3 separate regions of the Mus musculus genome follow, and regions 1 and 3 are each linked to region 2. Evidence: chromatin loops called from intact Hi-C (ENCODE). Cell type or tissue: heart. All regions are shown on one strand.

Region 1 (8,000 bases), 240 kb after region 2:
CTTCTTGGAGCTGGAGTTAACTATATGAGGAGAAAGGCCTGGTCTTCACATAGGTACTAAATTTGGAATTCTAGTATCTCAATACTGCACATCAATCGCTTCTAACAGCTGAACCAATCCCCACCTCCAGCCCCCATCCCATCCCTTTTTCAATGTGCTAATTTATTTGACATTCCCCTTTGATAAATTATGTGTTCGAATCTCTGGTCCATTTCCTTATTATTGAGTTTCAATTTACAGCCACATTTTTAAAAAAAGATTTATTTTAATTGGATCGCATTACCCTCTTTAATCACTATGTGATATGATTGCTGGGGATTGAACTCAGGACCTCTGGAAGAGCAACCAGTGCTCTTAACCTCTGAGCCATCTCTCCAGCCCTACAGCCACTTTTAACAACACAGATTAGAAGTGAGGCCCTAGAACTCTCACATGTTTTCCTTGGGTACCATGAGTGAAGGCTGCATACAGGAGTCTCATCCTCCTAACCCTGCCCCAGACACGACCAATCAATGTTCTTTCACTTTAATGCCAGTTGGCTGTTCTCTAAACCAACCAGTAAGTCCCAGGACCCTTTTAAATTTTTATTTATTTAATGTTGGGGTGCTTGGGGACCTAGTTTTAAACTACTGAGCCATCTTTGTAGCCCTGCTTTTATTTTTTATTTTAATATGTTTTCTATCTACAAGGTTATGAGTGTATCATGTCATGCAGTACCCAAAGACGCCAGAAGGGTTGCCATCACTTCCCCTCTCACCCCCACCCCAACCAGCAACCTGGGAAATGTTACAGATGGTGGTGAGCCGCCCTCTGGGTGCTGGGAACCTTTGAAAGAGCAACTAGTGGTCTTAACAGCTGAGACATCTCTCTGGCCATGCCAGACCTCATCTTATTCGGGGCTAACCTGGTGTAGCCTGACCCCTACCCTAAATTGCTGAGGTTTCTTCACATCCTGGGTTTCTTGTACCACTTCTGTATGTACAAAGGAATGTCTCCCTGAAGAAAACACACTGCCTTGCTATCAGTAGAGAAAGCCTTCATCAGGCGAAGATGACAGAAGCAGAAGCTGGAAAGACAGCTCTTGTAATCACATGCTTGTTGCCTGAGGACCACAGTTGCATCTGAGTTGGATCCCATATAGTGGCAATGCTAGTTCTGGGAAGGCAGAGACAGAACATCTGGGGCTCATTGACCAAGTAAGTTTAGTGGAAATCCCATGTGTTCCAAGTTCAATGATATATATTCTCAAGAAATAATATGGACAGTCACCCATAGTGAGAATTCTGGAATTTTGGTTTCCTTAGAAAACGCAGAAATAGTTCTAAGGATTTGTTTTTATTTTAATCCCAAGTGGTGGGATATGGGGGATGCTTCAGATTATCCTCAGCAGCTGACTGAGATTTGTCTCGTGCTCTGGCGGAGTATGATTTTGCTAGCTGCAGATAGTTTAGGCACTTGTGTGGCGTTTGGAATTCTGGGAACTTTTCAGAGGGTGTATAAATGCTAGGATCCCAAGAAGCAGGGTGGGCTGTTGATTGGTTGGTGTTGGCTGCAGTTGGTTAAATAGATATGAGCAAAGAAAAAATTAGTTATCTTGACAGCAAAGCTCAAACTTGCCCCAATCAGCAAGAAGGACTAATAATAATGTTGCCCCTTTCCAACCCCTGACTTTATTCTGGGATCTCTTTCCTTTCCTTTCTCCTTTCCTCTCTATCCATTTTTCTCTCTTATCTAGTGTTAGAGGGTTGAAAGTGTGGAAGGAAAGGTATGGAGAAGGGTGGAAGAAAGAAGAACCCACTAAGTAGCCAAAAACAGCTACAGTCACCTCTGGTCTCTATCAGCACCCAGACACAAGAAAATGCACACACACACACACACACACACACACACACACACACACACACACACACTGTTAGAAAGGACAGATGTACAAAGTCCCCGTGGCAAGAGGAAGCATCAATTTTCCTGAGGGTGCAGTGGGAGGGATCATGACTAGTGATCTTAGCGCATCCGGGTGACAAGGAAGAAAGCATTAGTCTCTTAAAGAGCCTCACGATAGTTAATGGGGCAGGAGTGCAGACTTAGTGGTATTAAGAGAGCATCCATGATGGGCTAGCCGTGGGGGAGAACAAGGATAATTCCAGATCTCTGGTTAGTCCAGCACAGAACGAACCCAAGCCTTGGGCAGCTAACGAAAGAGGCCAGGAAGGAGGATGGGCTGGCTGAGGCCTGACAGGAGCGTGGCCTGTAAAATAGAGGAAGATGGGCAAGCCAAGAACTAGCGGGAGGGTGGCCTGGGAAGTAGTAGGAAAACTCTGAGAGGAGCCAAGAAGGGGAAAGCACTCTGAAAGAACTGATCTCGCCTGGTTAGAGCCAAGCCTGGAGAGGACTTAGCGGAGATGGGGGTGGGGTATGGGGGCAGTGTCCCTGTCCTGGAGTTGTCTAGGCAGTAAGTTACTTCGAGCTTAAAGAGCAGAACCGCTGAGCAAGGACAGGTGGTCGCTTTAGGGGGCGCTCAGGGCAGATAAGTGGGTCTGTGTCAGTCAGGACGGGGGGGGGGGGGGGGGGGGTAAGGAGTCAAACGACAAAAGAAGACTCCAGGCCAGCCACACAGAGCAAACAGAGAGCTGGAGTGCGAGGGGACTGGGAGGATCTGGGTACAGAATCTGTGTCACCCCGGGACGTAGCAGAAATAGTGAGTGCGGGAGGTGGGGAGGTAGGTGCTAGAAGGCTGCATGGGAAGGGGTGCGAGAATGGGGCAGAAGATAGGTGGGGCAGGTAAAGGAGGTGGGGGGGGGCAGTAGAGGGGGTGAAGAATGAGAAGTGACCGGAGGATAGAGGGCCAAGGATAGTCGGAGGGGCAGTGTAGTGCAAAGATTCATGGGTGGGGAAGTGAGAAGAGCAGGGTCGGAGGGACTGTGGGGTGCGCCGGGGTTGGTGGGCGGGACAGGATCGAGGGGGAACTGAGAATGAAAGGACAAGGTGCAGGGAAGGATCCTAAGGCTAGTGAAGAGGCAGAGGAAGTAAGTGGAAATAGAGAAGACAGAGAGAGACAGACTGGACTACATCTGAGGGGCAATGAGGAGTGGTTGGAAGGATGGAGCAGGATATGGGCAGGACGTAGGCAGAGGGGGAGTGGGGGAGGAGGAGATGGGAGGATCCACAGGACGGATGGGTAAGGCAGCGTCCACGGAACACGGGGGCTGCGTAGAGAATGGTCGGAGGGAGGATGGGCGGGGCAGGGTTCGAGGGGCAGTTGTGGGTGGGGATGGGGGAGGTGGGCGGGACAGCGGAGGATGAGTCCCCGGCCTAGTCTAACTCCACTTTTTCTTCTTCCGCACAGCGGGTTTCCGCTTCCCTCCAGGGCGGTGGGTGAGGCAGTGAGGCCCAGGCTCGACCAGATAGCGCCGCTATGTGGCCCCCGGACGCAGAGCCAGAGCCCGATCCAGAGTCCGCGCATGGCCCCCGAAGTGGCAGGACAGTGCCGGGACTCCGAGCCCTGTTGCCCGCGCGCGCCTTCCTCTGCTCTCTCAAAGGCCGCCTCCTGCTGGCCGAGTCGGTGAGTGCGTGTGCTCCCCGGGTGCGTGAAGCCCGGTACCCGCGCCCCAGCCTGGGGCCTTGCACCTCCAGCCCAGGAGAATTTGGACCACCGCCCCCAAGCTTGCTACGACTTCTCTGTAGCGGAGCTCGAGTCAGAATCAGGCCCGAGCCGTGTTCTTCCCGGATTCTCCAGTCTGCGAGGCCCTCGAAAGGGACCAGAAGTCAAGGGTTTGGGGTCCTGGTCCCCGCTGGAGCCGCAGCTCGGCTGCTGTGTGACCTCGAGCGCCTCCGCCCTCTCTGAGTCCCCGGGACTGCTGCGCTCGCTAAGCTTCTTCTGGCCTCGCCCGCCCTGCACACCCTCCCACCTCCTAGGCTGAGACCTAGCCGCCTGTGTGGTGAAGATCCTACGGAGTGGGATGTGCCCCCGGGGAGTGGGTGAGGCAGGGGCCACGTAGTGAAGACACAGGCGGACCACTGTTTCAGGGTGGCGAGCCTGCGGGGTGACTTCATGCCCTCCTTCCCCCCTCCCGCGCTGTACTCCTTCCTCCTCCCTGCTTGTCCCCACCCGGATAGGAAGGTCTCCTTTGTCCTCCCAACACTCATCATCACGTGTGGGGCGGGAACTGGCATGGAGCCTATGGAGATGGGGAGAGGGGTGGGAGGAGGGACGGTGGAAGGAGGAAACAGACCATAGTGACAGCCACTTGTTGCTCAGATACCTAGCAACTTAATATCCGACCTGCTCCCACTTCGAGTTGGGGATAGGAGAGACAGTGTCTTTAACTGCTAGGAAACTTGGCAGGTGACTCATCCAGTGACCTTGAGGATATCCTTGAGGGCAAAAGGGGGGTTCTGCCCCAGGACCTCTCCGTTGTACCCCAGGACCTACTAAGGAGCATCAACCCTGAGGTCTCCGGTAGAACCTAATACTTTGTTCCTAAATGAGGTGCCAAGCGGACCTAGAGCCCATTTTCTGGCCGTTTCAGATCTCTGGAAGCCTCTGGGAGGCGTGGGGCGGGTCTTTGAATCTACTGGCCACTGGCTTCAGTCCTACCTGCCCAGTACCCCTTCATGGAAAAGGAGTGAGTGCCAACCAGAAGTCACAAGATGTCCTTGCCCTAGCTGGGTGCCAGAAAGACAGGCCTAAGAAAATATGAAGGGTAGTAAGCTCATAGGGTATAGGGGAGCCTCCCCCAGTCATTCCTCCCCCTTGGTCTCATGCAAGTAGGGAGTCTGACCTGGATAGAAAGCTGGAGGAAGAAGCAGCCACCAAGAACTGGGGAGTGAGAAAACAGGAGTGGGGGAGGGAGGAGGTTGGGGCAGGGGAGTGCCACCAGAACCAGACTTTTTCTTTTTTTTTTTTTTTCAAATTTATTTATTATATGTAAGTACACTGTAGCTGTCTTCAGCCAGGCCAGAAGAGGCGTCAGATCTCATTATAGATGGTTGTGAGCCACCATGTGGTTGCTGGGATTTGAACTCAGGACCTGGGGAAGAGCAGTCAGTGCTCTTGCCTGCTGAGCCATCTCGCCAGCCCAGAACCAGACTTTTTTGAGGGGAATGGGTACAGAAAAGAGGAGAGCCATACGAGCAGCCTTTGGCAAGGAAATACAGTAGGAGCTGATAGCAACCTCAAAACGCCTTTCTCTAAGCCTTAGTTTCCTGTTTGCCCAAAGGAAGCTCCTCTTCCCCCATGACTTGTTCAGTAAAAGAGATGGGAGTGGAGTTCCTGTGATCAGTTCATTTGTCTGAAGCAGCCATGGTATTTCCTGCAGGACACCTGGGTTTCCCTTACAGCCTCTTAAACTACTAAGCTAGTGATAGGCTCAAAGCCGTCCGTAGTGATAGATGAAGGGAGATGGAGGCCTCTTATGACCTAAGTACAGATTCTGACGCCCTCTTACTAGGCTGGGTGACACTAAGCCTGCTTCTTCAAAAGAGAGGCTGTGAGGAGCACGCAAATGTTCAGAAGTGGAGAAGTCCAGAAATCTTAGCAAGGACTGGGCTTGAAAAAGCCACTGACCTATCTTCTTCATCTTGTTTCCCCGCCATGCACAAAGTCTGCAGTACTAACCAGGAGCCTTAGCGTCCGACCTGCATACCTTCAGTTTTGTGGCCCTGGTTTCCGGTCAATATGGTATGGCTAGCCCCACCTTTCAAATGAACTAGTGCTCTCTCCGAGACAGTTAGGATTTTGTCGAGATCGGGTCTCACGTATCTCAGGCTGCCTAAAACCTTAGATATAAAGCTGAGGATGGCTTTGAACCTCTGATCTGCTAAAATTACAAGCTTGTACCACCATGCCTGGTTTAGACGGTGCTTGGGATCGAACCCAGAGCTTTGTGTGCACTAGGCAAGTACTCTACCAGCTGAGCTGTACCCCTAGCCTCATGCATAGCTGTTGCTGTTGTTTTAATGAAGATTCGCAGATGCAGGAGTGGCAAAAGATATCTGTCAACACCCCTGCATCCCCCCCCCCCAACGGTACAGTGGCTAACACGGCTCTATCACCCGTTTCTGTCCACCTGCCTTGTGCTTTCAACCATTCAAACTCAACTGCAGACATCAGTACCATTTCAATTTTAACTGATTCGGCCTGCACATCATCATTAACAAAGTTTTTTTTTTTCCTAGTTAGGTGTTGGGTGTGACTTTTTGAAAGCAGTAGATTTTGATTCTGGCTTGCCCCTTGTGGACACAGCTAAGTTGGCTCTGTTCTGTCCTAGAGCCAAGAGAGGTCAGCAGCCCCACAAGGTGGCCTGCTAGGGAGGCTGGGGCTTCAAGATGAGGTCCTAGCAAGGATTCAGCAAGGGCTAGGACTCAGGGTTATGTCCTGGCCTGGGGGTAGAATAAGGGTTTGAGTCCCCTTGCTCTTCCGCAGGGTCTTTCATTCATCACCTTCATCTGCTACGTGGTGTCCTCCGCATCTGCCTTCCTCACAGTGCCTCTGCTGGAGTTTCTGTTGGCCGTTTACTTCCTCTTTGCTGATGCCATGCAGCTGAATGACAAATGGCAGGGTTTGTGCTGGCCCATGATGGTAAGGATCGGGGGACCCAAGAGGAAAGGGTTGGCTGTCCCCTGAAGAATCTGGGGTTCCACATTTCAGCCCTGGCTGTCTCCAGCCATGGTGAGCAGTCTGAAAGCTTCGGATAACTCAGGACGCTCACACATCTCTACCCCTGCCCGCCCAGCAGCACTGCGACCATGGACGGACCTGATGGGTGGTAGGAGCCTCCTGAGCTGGTCTGTGAAGCTAGGCACACGGATGGCTCCTGGCCACCAGGTGGAGCTGTTGCTCTGACCTTGGAGGAGGGATGTGCCTCAGCCACAGGCCATTTCCAGCAGGGTAGGGTAACCAAGGACTTGGGACTTCCTAGAGTCTAGTAATCAGGCACCTGGCTTTGTGTGACCACCCGAAGACCTTGCAGTCTTGAGAGAGTTTCTTTAATGCATCACTGAAAAAAGGCAGCAAAGACTTGGGCTTGGCCCCTGCTGTCTAGACTTTACTCTCCAGTGTCCATGTAACCACCTGGTGATAGCTACCAGCACTGCAGCCTCCCCTGAGGGAGTAAGCAGAGACTGTGACCATAAACGGATCTCACTGTGGCAAAGCCAAGAGTCCTGGAGAGCCAGATATTCTCCACTTCCCATTTCTGCGGAGCAAGCTGTAGCCGAGCCTATACACATTTGCTATTTGCAGAGAAAATACAGCTGGACCAGGGATGGGGCAGTGTAAGTTGCTGGAGACCTTCAGGACACAGAAAATAGATTCAGGACTAGGACATGCAAGTACAGCCAGGACAGGGACTTCCTGGGTGCTGGGGATGGGTGTGTTGGGTCCCCAAGCTCTACCCCACTGTGGGAGGTCAAAACAGTGTGGACATCCCCCTCTCTCCTCAGGACTTCCTGCGCTGTGTCACCGCTGCCCTCATCTACTTCGTCATCTCCATCACTGCTGTCGCCAAATACTCAGATGGGGCTTACAAAGCAGCTGGAGTGAGTGGCTGCCCTACCCCTCTCTGATGATACCCAATAGCACCCCTCCCAATGCTCTAGACCATCACCCTTGGCACCCACTTCCACAGTGGAACCTCGGCACATCCTGCCCCTGCCTAGGCCCTGGGTCCCTGTGTGGGTCTCTGCCATTCCAGTCTGCTAATTAGAGATTTGCTCTGCCCTCAGTTGGGAGGCTAGTGTCTACCAGGCCCACAGCCCATTTCCCTTATTTGCTGTAACTCAAGGGCTGTGTCTGCCCATTTGTCCTGGTCAGTATATTTCTCAGTGCTGCTTGCTTTTGCCCAGGCTCCTGGTCTCTGAACCCAGAAAGAGGTCCTTGCAATGTTTCTAGCCATCCTGTCTGTGTCCCCTGCCATATGCCATGCGTGTATCCCACAGGTTTTTGGCTTTTTTGCCACAATTGTGTTCGCAATTGACTTCTACCTGATCTTTAATGAAGTGGC
Region 2 (8,000 bases):
CACACACACACACACACACACACACACACACTGAATCCTATACTATAATAAAAGGATGAGCTTCATATATGACTTCCAGTTCAATAAAGCTGTTATATATATATTTTTTAAGATTTATTTATTTGTTTATTTTATGTATAGGAGTATACTGTCTGTCACTCTCTTCAGAGACACCAGAAGACGGCATCAATCAGATCCTATTGCAGATGGTTGTGAGCCACCATGTGGTTTGCTGGGAATTGAACTCAGGACCTCTGCAAGAACAGTCATTACCCTTAAGCACTGAGCCATCTCTTCAGCCCAAAGCTGTTATGTTTTTAACAAGGTAACATATTAGGCTGAATGTTAAGGAGTCTGGGACAGGGAGATGGCTGCATCAATAAGGTGCTTGCTATGCAAGCCTAAGGACGTGAGTTCAGATCCCAGCACCCACATAATCCCAACTTGGAGGTGGACATAGATGGATCCTTGAGGCTCACACTGCTCAGTATGTAATCAAGCCCAATCAGTGAGCTCCAGGCTTAGTGCGAGACCCTGTGTCAGAAAGAAACAAAAAGCGGAAAGAAATATGACACCCAATGTCAACTTCCAACATGTACCCACAACACACACACACACACACACACACACACACACACTCATGGCTGGAGAGGCTAGGAGTGGAATTCCAGGCAGCAGGCAGCGAAGGTGGCCTTTGCAAATAAATACCCTGTGACCTGACAGCAGTGTGATGGTTGGGAAAACAGCAGTCTGAGAGATGATGTCTCTGACCCAGGTTGGGGAATCCCACCCAGAGGAAGCCAGGATCTCAGATAGGGAGGGGAGGAGGGGTGCAGAATACCATCCCATGAGGCAGGCATCTGCCCAGACCAAAGAACCCTGCTTCCTTCTCAGTTGACCTGACTATCCTCAAGGAAGTCAGGTTCCCATAGAATGCCTGTCCTTTCACCTTGCCTCTGTTAGTGCTACCTCAAGTCCTGCCCCTCTTTGATGTCACCTGTGGCTCCTCCTCTGGGCTTGGTGACAGTTTCAGGAAAACCAGACCAAGGAGGGGAGAGCCTTCATAGGAGTTTCTGGAGTTCTCAGAGAGCTGTCACTCACCGAGTTGCCGGTGAGATCTGGAGTCAGTCACTCCAAAAGTAGATGGAGGTAGCCTGGGCCACCAGGGGAAGATCCTGCAGTTAAGGAAGCCCTGGGCCTGCTGTTCTCATCCACTGAGCTCTTCTGCCCTGGAGAAGCCCACTTGTTAGCTTATTACAGTTCATGGACACCAGGTCCACAATGTAAGCTAACAGAAACTATGTCTGCTTTCCCATCCGTCTCAGTGACATGGAGGGGGGGGGGGGGCCACTGGCGATCCTCAAGACCCAAACCATCCTGAGGATTTGGTTCCATTTGGCTCTCCCTAGCAGCTGCACTTGCAGGAAGAACAGCTCAGCTCACACTGCCTCTCCTCTGGCCTCACTGTGCTCAAAGGACAGGCCTCAGGCCACAGGAGGCTTTGTGCACTGCGCCGAGTGGAGCAGTGGAGCGTCTGGGAAAAGTTGCAAACCGAGCTGGAAGACTTGCTTGGATGAGAAACTGGCGTAGGACCGAGTCTGTTTGCCCCATCAAGCTGGCCAGGCCAGATCCACCTTCCTGCCCCACAGATGGGGAAGGCTCCTACCCATTGTTCTCCAGGATGCTTTGACAGAGAGGAAAGGGAATGTAGGCCCTGGAGACCGGAAGGTTCAGCTTCCGGGCACCAAGCTCTGCCAGACTCACGCCTGCCCTCCAGACAGGAAGGCAGGTCCTTGGTCTCATTCTGTCCTGCCCAGCTGCTGGACCACCCCCAATCAATGCTTTCCCCTTTCTGGGCCCTTAAGGAGACGGCATACAGGAGGCTTTGTCTGTGTGCTAGCCTGGGAAGGGAATTCCAGAGGAATTGAGGAGAATAATGCCCAAGATTTGGGGCTCCCTGGTCCCAGCTATACCATTCAGTGTACCATTACACTCCAAGTACTGCATATGGCCACAGAAATACCTTGTATGCTCTGTGGCTGGCCTCACACATTCACATTATCAGACAAATGCCATGTGCACAATCTTAGTTCCATATACACTCACCACTGTCTCCATTAACACCTCTTCTGTCTCATTCCCAACTTACTGAGTAACTACTGTATACTTTGCATAAATATTCTCAATAACTTCTCCCAACAACCCATGAGGAAGGCACACAATCACCCTCCCCATTGTACAGAAAGGGAAAATAAGACAGTAAAAGCTACAGGGTTGGTCTGGGGCAGCCAGATGAGTGATCCTCAACTTCTGGGTCTTGATCCCTTTGGGGGCTGAACAACCAATTAACAGGGGTAACCTACGAGCATCAGAAAACATAGATCTTTACATTATGATTCATAGCAGTAGCAAAATGACAGCTATGAAGTAGCAACGAAATACTTCTATGGTTGGGGGTCACCACAACATGAAATATGGTACTAAGGGATCGTGGCTTTAGGAAGGTTGAGAAAGCCGATCCCAGCCAGTCCTTGTCAGGCTCTGCGCTGAGCCTTTTCAGCCTGGACTTTCCAGCTTCAGGGTCCTTGGTCCTCTGGCACCACTTCCTCAACAACATTGAAAGGATGTCTGAGAGAAAGCAAGACAGCTGGGAAAGTGCTCTCAGAGGAGCTAGTCCCCCTCCGCTCTAATGGCCATTGTTCTCACCACCAGGAATGCAGTTCTTGCTCTGCTCCTTCCTGGCCTGGGACAGACTGCCCAACACCCCTCTTCCTCCTCAGGCTCCTGAGGCTGCAGCGTTAACTGCCTTAGCCTCTGGCCTCTTCGGTGGTCAAGATCATGCCCCATCCCCCCACCCTGCTCGCTCTCGAGAGTGTGCCTTCGCTCTCTCGCTCTCTCGTGTTCTCTCTCTCTCTCTCTCTCTCTCTCTCTCTCTCTCACACACACACACACACACACACACACACACAAAACCACCCCATGGGGGATCAAAACCTACACAGGACAATCTTCCTAAAACAGAACCTCTTAGTTTGAGCCCATGGTTTCAAAGCTGCTTGGGGGACATCAGGCCACCTCTCTGACAATACCTAGTATGAAAGCAGCCACCAGTGTGGGTCCCTTCCAAGTGGCTCAAGTTCATCTAGATGATGAGCCTGGCACAGAGCTAGGGAAATGAAGATATTGACAAACAGTGCCACTGTACTGAGCTCCGGTGGCACTTCTCAGAGAGGACTGAAATCCAAACACAGAAAGCAGACATAGTTTCTGTTAGCCTACATTGTGGACCTGGTGTCCATGAACTGTAATAAGCTAACAAGTGGGCTTCTCCAGGGCAGAGGAGCTCAGTGGATGAGAGCAGCAGGCCCAGGGCTTCCTTAACTGCAGGATCTTCCCCTGGTGGCCCAGGCTACCTCCATCTACTTTTGGAGTGACTGACTCCAGATCTCACAGGCAATTCAATGAGTGACAGCTCTCTGAGAACTCCAGAAACTCCAATAAAGGCTCTCTCCTTCCTGGTCTGGGCTTGTTTTGTTTTGTTTTTGTTTTTGTTTTTTATTCAGTCTGGGATGCCAGCCCATAAGCTGGTGCTGCCCGTATACAAGATGGGCCTTTCTCCTTAGTGAGAGCTCTCTGGAAATCCTCTCACAGTCACATCCAGAGGTTTGTCTTCTAGGTGACTCCAAATCTAGTCAAGTTGCCAGTGAAGAGGAACCATCACAGAGCTCTGGGGGCAGGCTTTGCCACTGGACAGATGAGGACTAGAGTTGGGGGGTGGGGGAGGACTTTCCAATGGGAATGGGAATCAGATAGACTAGGTGAAAGGTACTGCTTTTGGGCTGAGCATTAAAGGGTTGCTCCCAACCCTTGGCTGGCACAGTGAAGAAGGAAAATCATCTCGGAAGAAAAGGACAGCTTGGGCAAATGCTCAGAGGCAGGAAGCATGTGTGGCCATCCTGAGCTGAACTACTGTGTTCAGCAAGGCCAGGCAGACATATCCAGGAAGGAGCTTAGTTGGAGCTAGGCACAAGTACATGAAGCAATACTTGGTGCTGTAATAGATTAGATCCAACCCCTGCTCTCAAGGCCATCCTATCTGAGAGAAGTTATAAAGCCTAGGACACAGAGGCACACAGTAGGAGTCGTACTAGGAGCCTCAGAATAGCTTCTGTTATCAGAAGCATCATATGAAGAAAAGGGAAAATTTGGAGCAGCCAAACCTGACTGCAGAGAGACTATGGGGAGGTTTGCTGCCACCAGACAACTTCTCCGAAGGAGATCTGCTCCCTGTTCTTCAGCGACACTAAGCTCAGGCAGGAGTACCAAGTAGTCAGCCCACACTGGCAAAAACAAGACAAAACAAAAGGGCATCAAGAGCCAGGCATGACTGGTGTAAACCCTGTGAAGTCAGTATCTGAGAGACTGAGGCAGTAAGATCATGAGTTAGTGCCCAGCCTGTGGGCTATCTGGGGGAAAAGGGTGGGGGGGGGGGGAAGAAGGAGGAGGGGGAGGGGAGAGGGAGGGGAAGGAGGAGAAAGAGGAAGGAAGGGAGAAAAAGAAAGAGAGGAGGGGAGGGGAGGGGAGGGGAGGGGAGGGACCAAGGCAGGAAGACAAGCTAGCAGTAATGCTGGCCAAACGAGATACAGCTGATCACTTGGCTCCCAGGCAAGGCAGCAGTGGGCTGGGAGGGGCTGGGAGGAATGCTGGGAGCCCCGCGCGTGAGCTCCTCAATGTGAGCGCTCAGCCACAAGGCCTAAGGGGCTGCCAGACTGTAGATATTGGGGGTTCATCTCCAGCCATTCTGTCTCCACATACCTCAGGTGAGGGCAAGGGATCTGCATTTCCAACTCCTCTCTCCACCCTAATGATCCTGAGGCTTGAGGACCATGCTCATTAAAAAAATATATTTATTTTTATTGTATGCATATTGGTATTTTGCCTCTCTATACATCTGTGCAACCATGGGCATGCAGTGCAGGAGGGAGCCAGAAGATGGCATTAGATCCTCTGGAACCAGAGCTACAGACACCTATTTGTGGCCAGAAAGGTACTAGTAGCAGAAACAAGGTCCTCTGGAAGAGCAACTGATGCTCTTAGGTACTGAAGCATCATCCTGCCCCAGAGACCACTCGCATATGAAGCACACATATTCAGTCTGCCTTACTTGTGTTAATGATTGCCAGTGTCCCTCTGACCTCCTAGCCCTGAAAAGTGTGGCCTGAAGGTCATTTCAGAGACGGGGAGAGCTGCTCAGAGAAGCCAATCGGCGAGTCTAGGACACACAGACAGGATCTAGTCCCAGAGTTCGCTAGCCTAGGTGAGCGTCCCCTGGCCCCTTATACCACTTCCTTCTCCAGCTTGCATCTAATCTGCTCTGGCAGACCATCGTGTTTCCTGTCTTCCTGGCAGCCTCCAGCACGCTCAGTGCTACTCCCTGCGCATGCGCCCTCCTCCCAGTACCTTCTCTGACTCCAGTGGGCTTGGAGTGCGAGGAGGAAGGGTGAGGAAGGGGTGAAATCAGGTATTGGATCCACAGGGGGTCTGAAGAGCACTAGCCTGGCCTTTTGGGACTGAACTTCTGCTATGAAGACCTCCACTGCCATCCCTGGAGTCCGGGGCACATCCAAGGCTTGCCTGTCCATCGTTTACTGTTTACAGATGACAACAATGACTGTGTTCGGGGCAGAAATATCCACCAGGGCTAGAGTACAAAAGGAGTTTGCATTGATGGCCGGACAGGCCCTGTCCCTGGCAGCCTGCCAGCGCTGAGTATGAGACCCAGCGGGAAGTGCTACCCTGGCAGACGTGTCCACTGAGTACACAGACCACCAAGGCAGGCAGCTCTCGGGGAAGCTGTCTATGCTGGGCCAGCCCACCTTGAGGGCAGGGAACAGAACAGATTGTGGCAGAGAGGAAAATGTGGAGCTTCTGTTTGTTCACAGACACACGCACTCGCCCACGCACGCACGCACGCACGCACGCACGCACGAATGCACGCACGCAGTAGTTGAATGCTATGGATTCCGCTCAGAGCTGAGAACAGCCCCAGCGACAGTTCCCTGGCCTCTCTCCTTACTCTGATGTCCTCATCTGTCTTCACATGGTCTCAGGACGCTAATACTCCATCCTAATGTACACTCCTTTCCCTGGGCCTCCGTTCCAGTTCAGTTCTCAGAGGACCTGGAGGGAGTGATTGGCTACACCAACTTTGCTTTCGTTCACCAAGCCCATGTCTCTACTTGGGTGTCTAATGGGCATCTCCAACATTACCTACCCCAAACAGAAAACCCTTTCTTCCCCCCACCACACCCCACCCTACCCCCACAGTATTTTCTCCATGCCCGGAAAGATCTGCTCTCTTATGGTCCCTCTTTGCCTCACTGAAAAGCAGGACAAGTTGGGGACTTCCCAAACTTTTATGCATGAAGAAACCCAGGCAATTTGCCAAAAGGTACACTCTGGGGGTCTGTCATTTACTCTGAGCCAGAACCCTGAAATTTTTACTAACCCATCACATAATGAATGAAGAGAATCTTTTTCTTTTTTTTTTTTTTTCTTTTTTTTTGGTTTTTCGAGACAGGGTTTCTCTGTATAGCCCTGGCTATCCTGGAACACACTCTGTAGACCAGGCTGGCCTCGAACTCAGAAATCCACCTGCCTCTGCCTCCCGAGTGCTGGGATTAAAGGCGTGCGCCACCACGCCTGGCTGAATGAAGAGAATCTTGACCTCATCTCCCCAGCCTCTTGGTCCTGAGGGACCCTGGTCTACCTACTGCTTTGCTGTCTTCTTAGCTCTTCTTACTTTTTTGCTGACTCAGACCTATGGCTATCTCCATTATACAGATGAGGAGACTGAGGCATGGATCCCTGGTTGGTCCATGGTCACGTGAAGCCCATCACCCAGTATTTGTAAAGTGAGATGGGCCAGGCTGGTACCTTGGAACTGAAACTCACACTGCCCTACCTGGAAGAATCTGACAGGCAAAATCTGCTGCTGAAAGTGATTGTCTGTCACGTTTCTCAGCTGCCCGACTCTGAGAACTCCACAGCCCCCTTTCGTTCCACCATACTACAGAGTCGCCACGGAAAGCCGGCTCTGTGGAGAAGCTGAGGTAGCTGGGTTTCTGTCTGGGTTACTCTGTCCAGCGAGGAAACAAGTACCTTAGACCCACTAAGCCTCTGCTTTCTGAACTGTAAAGTGGGGGATATGACACCTGCCTCCCAGGGATGGCTGAATGCTCTGGCAGAAGCTTAGAGCCCCCACAGCTACCCCTAGGCTCACAGCTCCTCCGATGAGACCTAGAATTGAGGTATGAGTTGAATACCCCAGGCAGGTCCAAGGCTTCCACGGGCCCAGGCTGACCAAGCTGAGGCCGCCCACCGTAGGGCTTGCCTATCTGCAGGCAGCTCACAAAGGAACAATAACAGGAAACCATCCCGAGGGGAAGTGGGCCAGGGCCAGTTGGAAAACCTGCCTCCCTCCCAGCCTGGGTGTGGCTCCCCTCTCCCCTCCTGAGGCAATCAACTGTGCTCTCCACAAAGCTCGGCCCTGGACAGACTGCAGTGGAGAGAGCCTTCTGCTCACGGACAAGGTAAGTGAGACTCCCAAATCCCTCTCTACTCCTGTCTCATGGAGATAAAACTGGGAGAGTCCTGGCTTGCCCGTATGGGATGGCCACTGTAGGACTCTCAAGGGAACACAGCCTCTCCGGAGCCTGAGTCTCTCTGCTGGGGCCAGGGTAGGGCTAAAAAAAATGCATATCTCTTAGTGTGCAAGGACACAAACGGTTATCTCAGAACCAATGTTCAAGAAAGACTCAGCAGCCTTGTAAGTAGACTGTCGTACTCAGGGAAACTCCAGTGACCTGGAGCTTCTATGACTACCAGGCTCAAAGAGGATAGGATTTCCACTGTCACTCAGCAAGGACAAGGGCAGAGGACTGGAGTCTGGACCTTGGATTTGAGTAGGATCTGCTTTGTGTGGGATGGACAAATAACGG
Region 3 (8,000 bases), 470 kb after region 2:
AAAAATGACCCCTCTAACACTTCTTTATATTAGTAAATTCATTACCTTCCAGTAGGAGCCTCAAATGAAATTTTCAAAATATGTAATTTACCTATACATATAATTTCAAAAAAATGATTTTTCAATTTTATTTTTTATTTATATGAGTATACTGGAGCTGTCTTCAGACACACACCAGAAGAGGGCATCAGATCCCATTACAGATGGTTGTGAGCCACCATGTGGTTGCTGGGATTTGAACTCAGAACCACTGGAAGAGCAGTCAGTGCTCTTAACCACTGAGCCATCACTCCAGCCCTCAAAAAAAAAAAAAAAAAAAATCTGGGCTGGTGAGATGGCTCAGTGGGTAAGAACACCCGACTGCTCTTCCGAAGGTCTGGAGTTCAAATCCCAGCAACCACATGGTGGCTCACAACCATCCGTAACAAGATCTGACGCCCTCTTCTGGAGTGTCTGAAGACAGCTACAGTGTACTTACATATAATAAATAAATAAATCTTTAAAAAAAATCTAATGTCTTATTTAGGATAGTAGTAGTAATAGCAAAAATAGTAATTTATGATATATAGTAAGATATTGTTGCAGTACTTTTTCTGGAGAGAGATAAACAAGTGTCTACATACGGCACAACAGGCCAGAGAAAAGATGCCACTCAACTGAACTTGGTGAACCAATGAGTTCAATTGTATGCGCCAATTACTTGTGGCCACACCACCCAAGAAAGCCTCTCTCTCCCCAGTTAATGGAAGCCTCATGCAGGCTCTGAATCTCACCTCTTTTTTTCCACAAGCAAAGGTTATTAGTCTCATTTTTCTAAGGGTCTCATGTGGTAGTAATGGCTGCTCTGATTTCGAGGGGTCAAAGGTCATGTCATACCCAGAGAACAGTGTTCCACAACATACACTTTCAATTATGCAGCCACAATCAAAACTGAATTTACATACACAAATGATGTCATTTGTATGTGATGTGCATGGTTATGTAAAGGTGACACAATGAAGTCACTCAATGTTTGTATTCATATTGAAGATTTCCATTACATAGCAGCTGACTATTAGAAGAATGTTCTATTAGAAGTGTCCTCTTGAATGTTTATCTTAGGTGGTGAATAAGTCACTACAATTCTAAACAGTTTTTCATTACTGTTATAAATTCCCCAAGGGTGAGTAGTTTATAAACAAAACTTTTTCTTTTTAGCTGATGGTTATGACAGCTGGGAAGAAAAAAAAACTGAACCTGGTATCTGTTCAACTTCTGGTGTGGGCCTTGTGTTGACTCTACTAATAGCAAAAGTTGGAAAGACAGAAAGGTGTTAAAGAAGAAAAAATTGGGGCTAGAAAGATGGTTCAGTAGTTAAGAAAACATATTTCTAGTACAGAGAACCCTAAGCTTAATTCCCAGCACCCACCATGCTCACGGCTGCCTGTTACGACACTTTTTAACCACTCAGGTAGTGGCAGATAAGTTTCTGTGAGGTTGAGTCCAGCCTGGTCTACATAGTGAGTACTAAGACATCCAGAGCTATACTGTAAGACTCTCTCAACCTCCTCCCACTTCCCTCTCCCAAAGGGTCAAAGACAAAGGGTTGCTTTTTTAACAGCTTGTTCTGAGGTATAGCTAGGTCTCTGGTACTATGACAACCATTCATTAAAGGTGCATATCCATACCATAATTTTCTTTTACGAGACAGTGTCTCATACAACCCAGGCTGGCCTTGGATTCATTACGTAGCCAAGAATGACCTTACATTTTGTAGCCTCTTGCTTCCACCTCCAAGGTGCTTAGAATCACAGCTGTATGCCACCCTGTTCTGGAATCAAATCTGGGACTTTATGCGCACCACCATCTTAGAGCTCTACCAATGGAGATATACTCATAGCCCTTTAATTACATCTTAAAATGTTATCACCTTTTACCAGGTGTGGTGGCTCATTCTTTTATGCTCAGCACTCCGGAGGTAGAAACAGGTGTCTGGGCATCTGAGACCTGTCCGATCTAAATCGTGAGTTCCAGCCGGGACAACACAGTGAAGCTGTGCTTCAAAAGAGAGAAAAGTAAAGAAAGGTGACATCATGTGGCAACATAGGTTTTGATAAGGCAAACCAGACTGAAAGCCTAGTAAGATGGTGCAGTCTCCTCTCACAGTAGGTGAGAGTATTCTTGCATAATTTGCTGTCTGTGGGAAGTGTGGGAACTTATTTTGTGTTTCCAAATTAAGTGGAATGAGAACGCAGACTTTAGTCGTTGAGGGCAGAGCCATCAGCCTTAAGAACATTCCATGGGTCCTTTGAACATCAGATAGCAATCACACAGTCTCAAGGGCCGGCACCCCTGCCCTCGCCAAATTCCAGAAGTGTCTCCAACCCCATTGTTCCTATCTCCCTATATTCTCTTAGACACTCTAGGATAGACTCTAGGGACTGAGGGGAGGCCTGGGCCTGGCCTGAAGCTGAGGGGGAGGTGAAGGCACTGAGGATTCAGTCTCCCTAGCAAGGTCCTGAGGGAACAGGTTGGTTTTGGAGGCGGGTAGCTCCGAAATTCTATGTGGGCATTGCTTCCCATCACACAGGATGCTCCACAGAACACCTTCCAGGACCCACTATCTTTGGGGCCCTGTACACCCAGTTCTGACTTGACTCTTCCAGGCCATACAGGAAATGTACCCCCAATGGACAGTGGAGTCCCACTCTTGGTGGCCTCTGTGGGACATTTCGTGTAAGACCTTTACCTAAATAACACACCAAGAGGACTCAGGAGCCCTAACAAGTGTAATTAAATATAAAATAAATACCCAATGACAGGTGACAATGTGGAAGATACCGCTCATATCCCTCGTGCTACACTTACTTTAAAATGTGAGACACAAATTATTTTGCAGTACCTTTCTCTGGTGCCTCTGAGGGCCTGTTCTTTGTGGCACACCAGTGATACACCAATGATCCATTTAGTCAGATTCAAATCAGTTTATTTATTTAATGATTTATCTATTTATTTATTTAATGTATGTGAGTACATTGTCCCTGTCTTCAGACACACCAAAAGAGGGCGCCAGATCCCATTACAGATGGTTGTGAGTCACTATGTGGTTGCTGGGAATTGAACTCAGGACCTCTGGAAGAGCAGTCAATGCTCTTAACCACTGAGCCATCTCTCCAGCGCACAGGTTTTTTGTTTCTTTGGTTTTTTTTTAAAGATTTATTTATTTATTTCATGTATGTGGGTACACTGTCGCTGTCTTCAGACAGACCAGAAGAGGGCATTGGATCCTATTAGAGATGGTTGTGAGCCACCATGTGGTTGCTGGGAATTGAACTCAGGACCTCTAGAAGAGCAGTCAGTGCTCTTAACTGCTGAGCCATCTCTCCAGCCCTCCCCCCCCCCCTTTTTAAGACAGGGCCTTGTGTGGCTGAAGAGGGTCTCACATTTGCTATATAGACAAGACTAACCTTGAATTCCTTATTCTCCTGCTTCCACTTCCTCAGGGCTGGGATAACAGGTGTGTGCCATGATTTTTTAAAAACAGTTGTTTTTTTTGAAACAATATTTCACTGGGTAGCCCAGGTCAGCCTAGAACTCATGACTTTCCTGCCTTGCTCCCAAGATTAATGGCATATACTAGCACACCTGAAGAGAGAGAGAGAGAGAGAGAGAGAGAGAGAGAGAGAGAGAGACAGAGAGACAGAGACTATTCTCATTTTGCAGATGACACCCTGAGGTTAGATTGGTTTAGATGGAGACAGGGTTGGCCGATTTCAAAGCTAAGTCTCAGTTGATGTCACTCCTTAGTGTCCTTAGAAGAAGTTAAGTAACCTCGCAACACTTGTTATGTTGTACCAGGATACATAATGTCATTTCCTAGTGCTTAGCTACGTTTGGGCAGCAGGTAAAGCGCGCGCGCGCGCGCGCGCGCACACACACACACACACACACACACACACACACACACGTCCCTACTCTGTGAAGTGAGCAGTTCTGGGGCTCCTTGCCATATTTACGCCCCTAGTGGCCACATATGAGGCTGCTGTTTGGTCTCTGGTTCATCTTAGTTAGTAACGCACCCGCTAGGGGTCGCTGGAGAGCCTGGCTATGAGGGGGCGGGGTGGGGGTGGGGAACCAGCAAGTTACTGGCTAACAGACTATTGACATATTTTTGCTGTTGGTTATGTTCTCGCTGTTGGTTATTCTCTTCCTGGAGTTCTCAGCTCTTGCTTCCTCTGCTGGCCAAGGTAGCCACCGTGGATACAGTGGCCAGCTGGCCAGTGCCACTGACTGAAAGGGCTTGCGTGGAGGACTGAGTCAATGGCTGTATCCCCCAAAAGGCATGGGACATAGAGGACATTCCAGGGAGAGGAACAGGAAGGAGAAGGTTCTGGAGGTAGCTCTGTGAGACTGGAGGTTAATGTGAGAGAAAAAAAATTACATTTGACCCAGTCTTCAGCATAGCCTGGAGATGGGGGTGCCCTGATTACAGTCACAGGTCCTAATTCTTCAGACAGAAATAACTCTGGAGCGGAAGAAAGGAGGCCAGCTCCACCCCCACACCCCACATATATGCCCCATCCTCATTCTGCAATCACCCCACAGCTGGAGGTGAGGTATCTGCCCAACAGCACTCACTAGAATCAAGAAACGGGGACCCTAAATTCAGCGGAGGTCCCTTGCCCACTTCACGCCTCCGGCCAATGGCAATGCAGGCCCCCACCTGCCAAGCTCTCACACCACACAGGGTAGACTATGCCAAAGCTTACGAACTCTTGGAGAATCAAGTGTCAATTGTGGTTAAGGCTCTTCTTGTCCATTCACGAGCCTCAGGGTTAGTGGAGCCACCCTCCTCCACAGGGGAGAAAAAATGCCCAGTGTGGGTGCTCAGTCTTCTACTGAAGCTTGATCAAATAGAAGCTGCAGGCTTTGGATTTGGCCTTTGGTTGATGAGAGAATGTTTGGTTTTCCGTGTAACAGTATGCTTACAACACACCACCCATGCATCTCCCACAGGGGACCAGGCTCACAAAAGCAGCACCCACCAAGTTATTAGTGTCAAATAGGACGTGACTGTCCTATTTGAGTAAAAGCCTTTACCTAAGACAGGCAGAGAAACCCCAGCTTGGGGGTAGGGTGGGGGAGTTCTCTTCTTTCCCACCATGGGATGTTTGGAGCATTCTGAAATACTCAAACTTGCCCCTCAGACAACTCCTGATACATAGATAAACTTCCAGGAGATTTGAAAGTCCCAAGAGCAAGGCTCAAATTCATTCATTTTACTACGGACAATCTGGTAAAGTCAGTTTGAATCACCTAATCCTTTTTTTTTTTTTTTTGACAAGATTTCTGTTAGTCCTAAGACATGGCATGTGTCTCTCCTTCTCTCCTACTTCCTTCTGGTCCCAAGCCTAGAAACCCTACATCCTACCTCTCCTCCCCAGCTATTGGCTGCTGGCATCTTTGTTTACCAGACAGAATTAACTGGGGGCAGGTTCCCAGAAGCTACATATAGACCCACTCGTGTAAACTAATTTTGGGGGACCCAAATTGACATTAGAGTCCAAGTGGCTGTAAGTCTTCTGTTTGCAGTTGGATCAAGATGTAGAACTCTCAGCTCCTTCTCCAGTACCTTCTCTGCCTGGATGCTGCTGCGCTTCCGGCCTTGATAATAGCGAACTGGACCTCTGAACCTGTAAGCCAGCCCCAATTAAACGTTGTCCTTAGGAGAGTTGCCTTGGTCAGGGTGTCTCTTCACAGCAATGGAAACCCTAACTAAGACACAGGTGTAATATTTTGTATTGCTGCGACCCAATAGACAAGAAAAGCAACTTCAAGGAGGGAAGATTTGTTTTGTCTTATGGTTTTAGAGGGTCCAGTCATCATGGCAGAGAGAGTATGGCAGAGGAGAGGAGTTCTCTCGGGAAGGGCACCCAGGAGGCAGAGAAAATGGCACCTAGGAAGGAGCAAGGGAAAGCCCTAAGAGGAGTCCCCAGGAACCGACTTCTTCTAACGAGGCCGCACCTTCTACCTTTCAATAATGCAAAAGCTGTCAGGGTCCAATCTGGACACAGGATCAGAGTTCTCAACTGGAAGCAGGGCTATCTGGAAGGCACATAATAAATATACACAGACTGCATTTTGGGTACAAGCTAAGAGGCAAGTTTTCAAGGCTTAAAGTTTCTCTCTCTTCTCTCTCATCCTCTGCTCTCTTTCTCTCTCGCTCGCTCATTTGCTTGCAGCTTGAGGCTGCGCATGCTCTGCATTCTCCTGTGCACTCGACTTTTCTTGAACTCCCAGGTTCACACACATCTCTGTGCATTCCCCTTTTACTCTCACACACACTCTTCAATTCACACATCTCTCACACACACTCTCCATACACGCCTCTCATTCCCTCTTCACTCTCTCCACATTCTCTCTTCTTACGCTCTCTGCATTGGCTCTCTCATTCTCTCTCTTGCCTTTTACTTGCCCCAGTCTTTTATTGCTACTCCAAAAGCAGGTTAAAAAAAAAGACATTGTACAATCATTGCCAAATCAAATTCAAAAGAATAACCATGTTCCACAAAGAACTAAGAATTACAATTGTTCCCCAAAAGTTCAAGCTTCCCTATTCCCAGGCTTAAAGCCAAAGAAATAATAACTGCAAACTTACCATTATTTAAACTTTAACTTTTAACTTATTGTATTTCAGAGCCCAGAGCCCCAAGGCCAGCTACTTGCATTTTCCTGTGAAGCTCTAATGATAAATGACATGGGCAAAGCTGCTAGGCAGTGGCCAGAAGGAATCAAGATAACCCTTAACTCCAGTAGCTTTCTGCTTCTGCATATTGCACACAGTGATTCTCCTAAGAGTCCCAGTGTTTTGACTTAGTTTTACTACTATAAGATTTTACATATTCTATACTTGGTTATCCAGGAACCATTCTCAAATTTGTGTAAAACTTATTTCTTTTTTCTTTTTTTGATTTTTTGAGACAGGGTTTCTCTGTGTAGCCCTGGCTGTCCTGGAACTCACTCTGTAGACCAGGCTGGCCTCGAACTCAGAAATCTGCCTGCCTCTGCCTCCCAAGTGCTGGGATTAAAGGTGTGCGCCACCAGTAAAACTTATTTCATAACTTCAATAGTTTTTCCTTTCTTGGGGTTCCAATGTTGGCTCTATTTCATTTTCTAATAATTTCTTCAAACTTTCTTTGCAAGTCAAGCATTAATCTGGAACGACCACTGTACAGTTATTACACTGTTTCCAAGATGAGAACACGCAGCATGCACCTGGGCCATTAGGACTGTGCTGTGCTGTGCCCCATGTCTCAATTCTTAATTGTTTGAAAATCGTTACATCAGGGAACATCTAGTTTCACAGAATTCACCAGAGCAGAAGGAGAAAGTAATAAGAAAGTCAGAATTAATAGAATAATATGCACACCAAGGCCAACCAAAAAGTAGTCACGCACAAATGAAATCTATACAGCTGTTGTCCAGGGCTAAGGTTAGGAGAAATGGGAACAACTTCTTGCATGCGCCCGACTGGCCAGCAAGAACGACGCTGCAACAGGATCCTTCTGCACACGTTTATTGGGAGAGCTTGATTGCAGAGGCGAAGAGACCCCAAGCCCAGAACTGGTGCTGCTTATATAGGCCTAGGAGAGGCGTGTCTCACACCCGGATTGGTTGTGCTTGGGTTATGCTTGCCACCTCATTTGCATGCCTACATCTGATTGGTTAACTTCTCTCTCATCTGATTGGTTAACTTGTCTTTCATCTGATTGGTTAACTTGTCTCTCATCTGATTGGTTAATTCTCAAAACCTCATCTTGGTAAAAAAACTTTACTGCCTATGTATGCGTGGTGGCCAGCAGTAGCCAGCGCCACCCTGCAACGGCACATGTGGCTTCCCACAACAACTGTTTTTTTTTTTTTTTTACAAAGAGCTGCTGCGGGTTACTGAGATGTCTCCATCCCAGTCTGCTGCAGGCAGTTCCTCATTGTATGCTGTCCCCAGAACAAAGCCATTAAGG

What was found. A loop is a pair of places that touch in the nucleus more often than their neighbours do. Peaks named below come from ENCODE experiments on the same cell type or tissue, not always from the same donor. Only the 100,000 strongest peaks of a DNase experiment are listed, where the experiment ranks them.
Region 1: it touches region 2 in a loop (2.0-fold over the local background); 8 of 42 quality-filtered maps call a loop at or near these places.
Region 3: it touches region 2 in a loop (2.4-fold over the local background); 2 of 42 quality-filtered maps call a loop at or near these places.

Annotation. Positions count from the first base shown.
Region 1 is chr8:104,337,337-104,345,336 of GRCm38, forward strand. It overlaps Cmtm3 (CKLF-like MARVEL transmembrane domain containing 3), which reads left to right and starts at 3,258. Exons shown (of 5, transcript NM_024217.3): 1 at 3,258-3,559; 2 at 6,422-6,577; 3 at 7,441-7,536; 4 at 7,936-8,000. The coding sequence starts at 3,413. In heart, CTCF peaks have their summits at 712, 3,545 (motif pointing left), 6,156 and 6,818 (motif pointing right); DNase peaks (open chromatin) are centred at 2,215, 3,295, 4,075, 6,805 and 2 weaker places; H3K4me3 peaks cover 2,932 bases; H3K27ac peaks cover 2,870 bases.
Region 2 is chr8:104,094,141-104,102,140 of GRCm38, forward strand. Cdh5 (cadherin 5) reads left to right here and starts at 7,485. Exons shown (of 12, transcript NM_009868.4): 1 at 7,485-7,592. All of the region lies in intron 1 of Gm29682 (predicted gene, 29682), which reads right to left. In heart, a CTCF peak has its summit at 4,983 (motif pointing right); DNase peaks (open chromatin) are centred at 1,651, 2,721, 5,431, 7,451 and 2 weaker places; H3K4me3 peaks cover 758 bases; H3K27ac peaks cover 4,997 bases.
Region 3 is chr8:104,561,058-104,569,057 of GRCm38, forward strand. No RefSeq gene overlaps it. Among named protein-coding and RNA genes, the nearest start is that of Car7, 24 kb to the left of the region's middle. In heart, CTCF peaks have their summits at 4,043 and 4,256 (motif pointing left); DNase peaks (open chromatin) are centred at 4,014 and 4,634; H3K4me3 peaks cover 286 bases.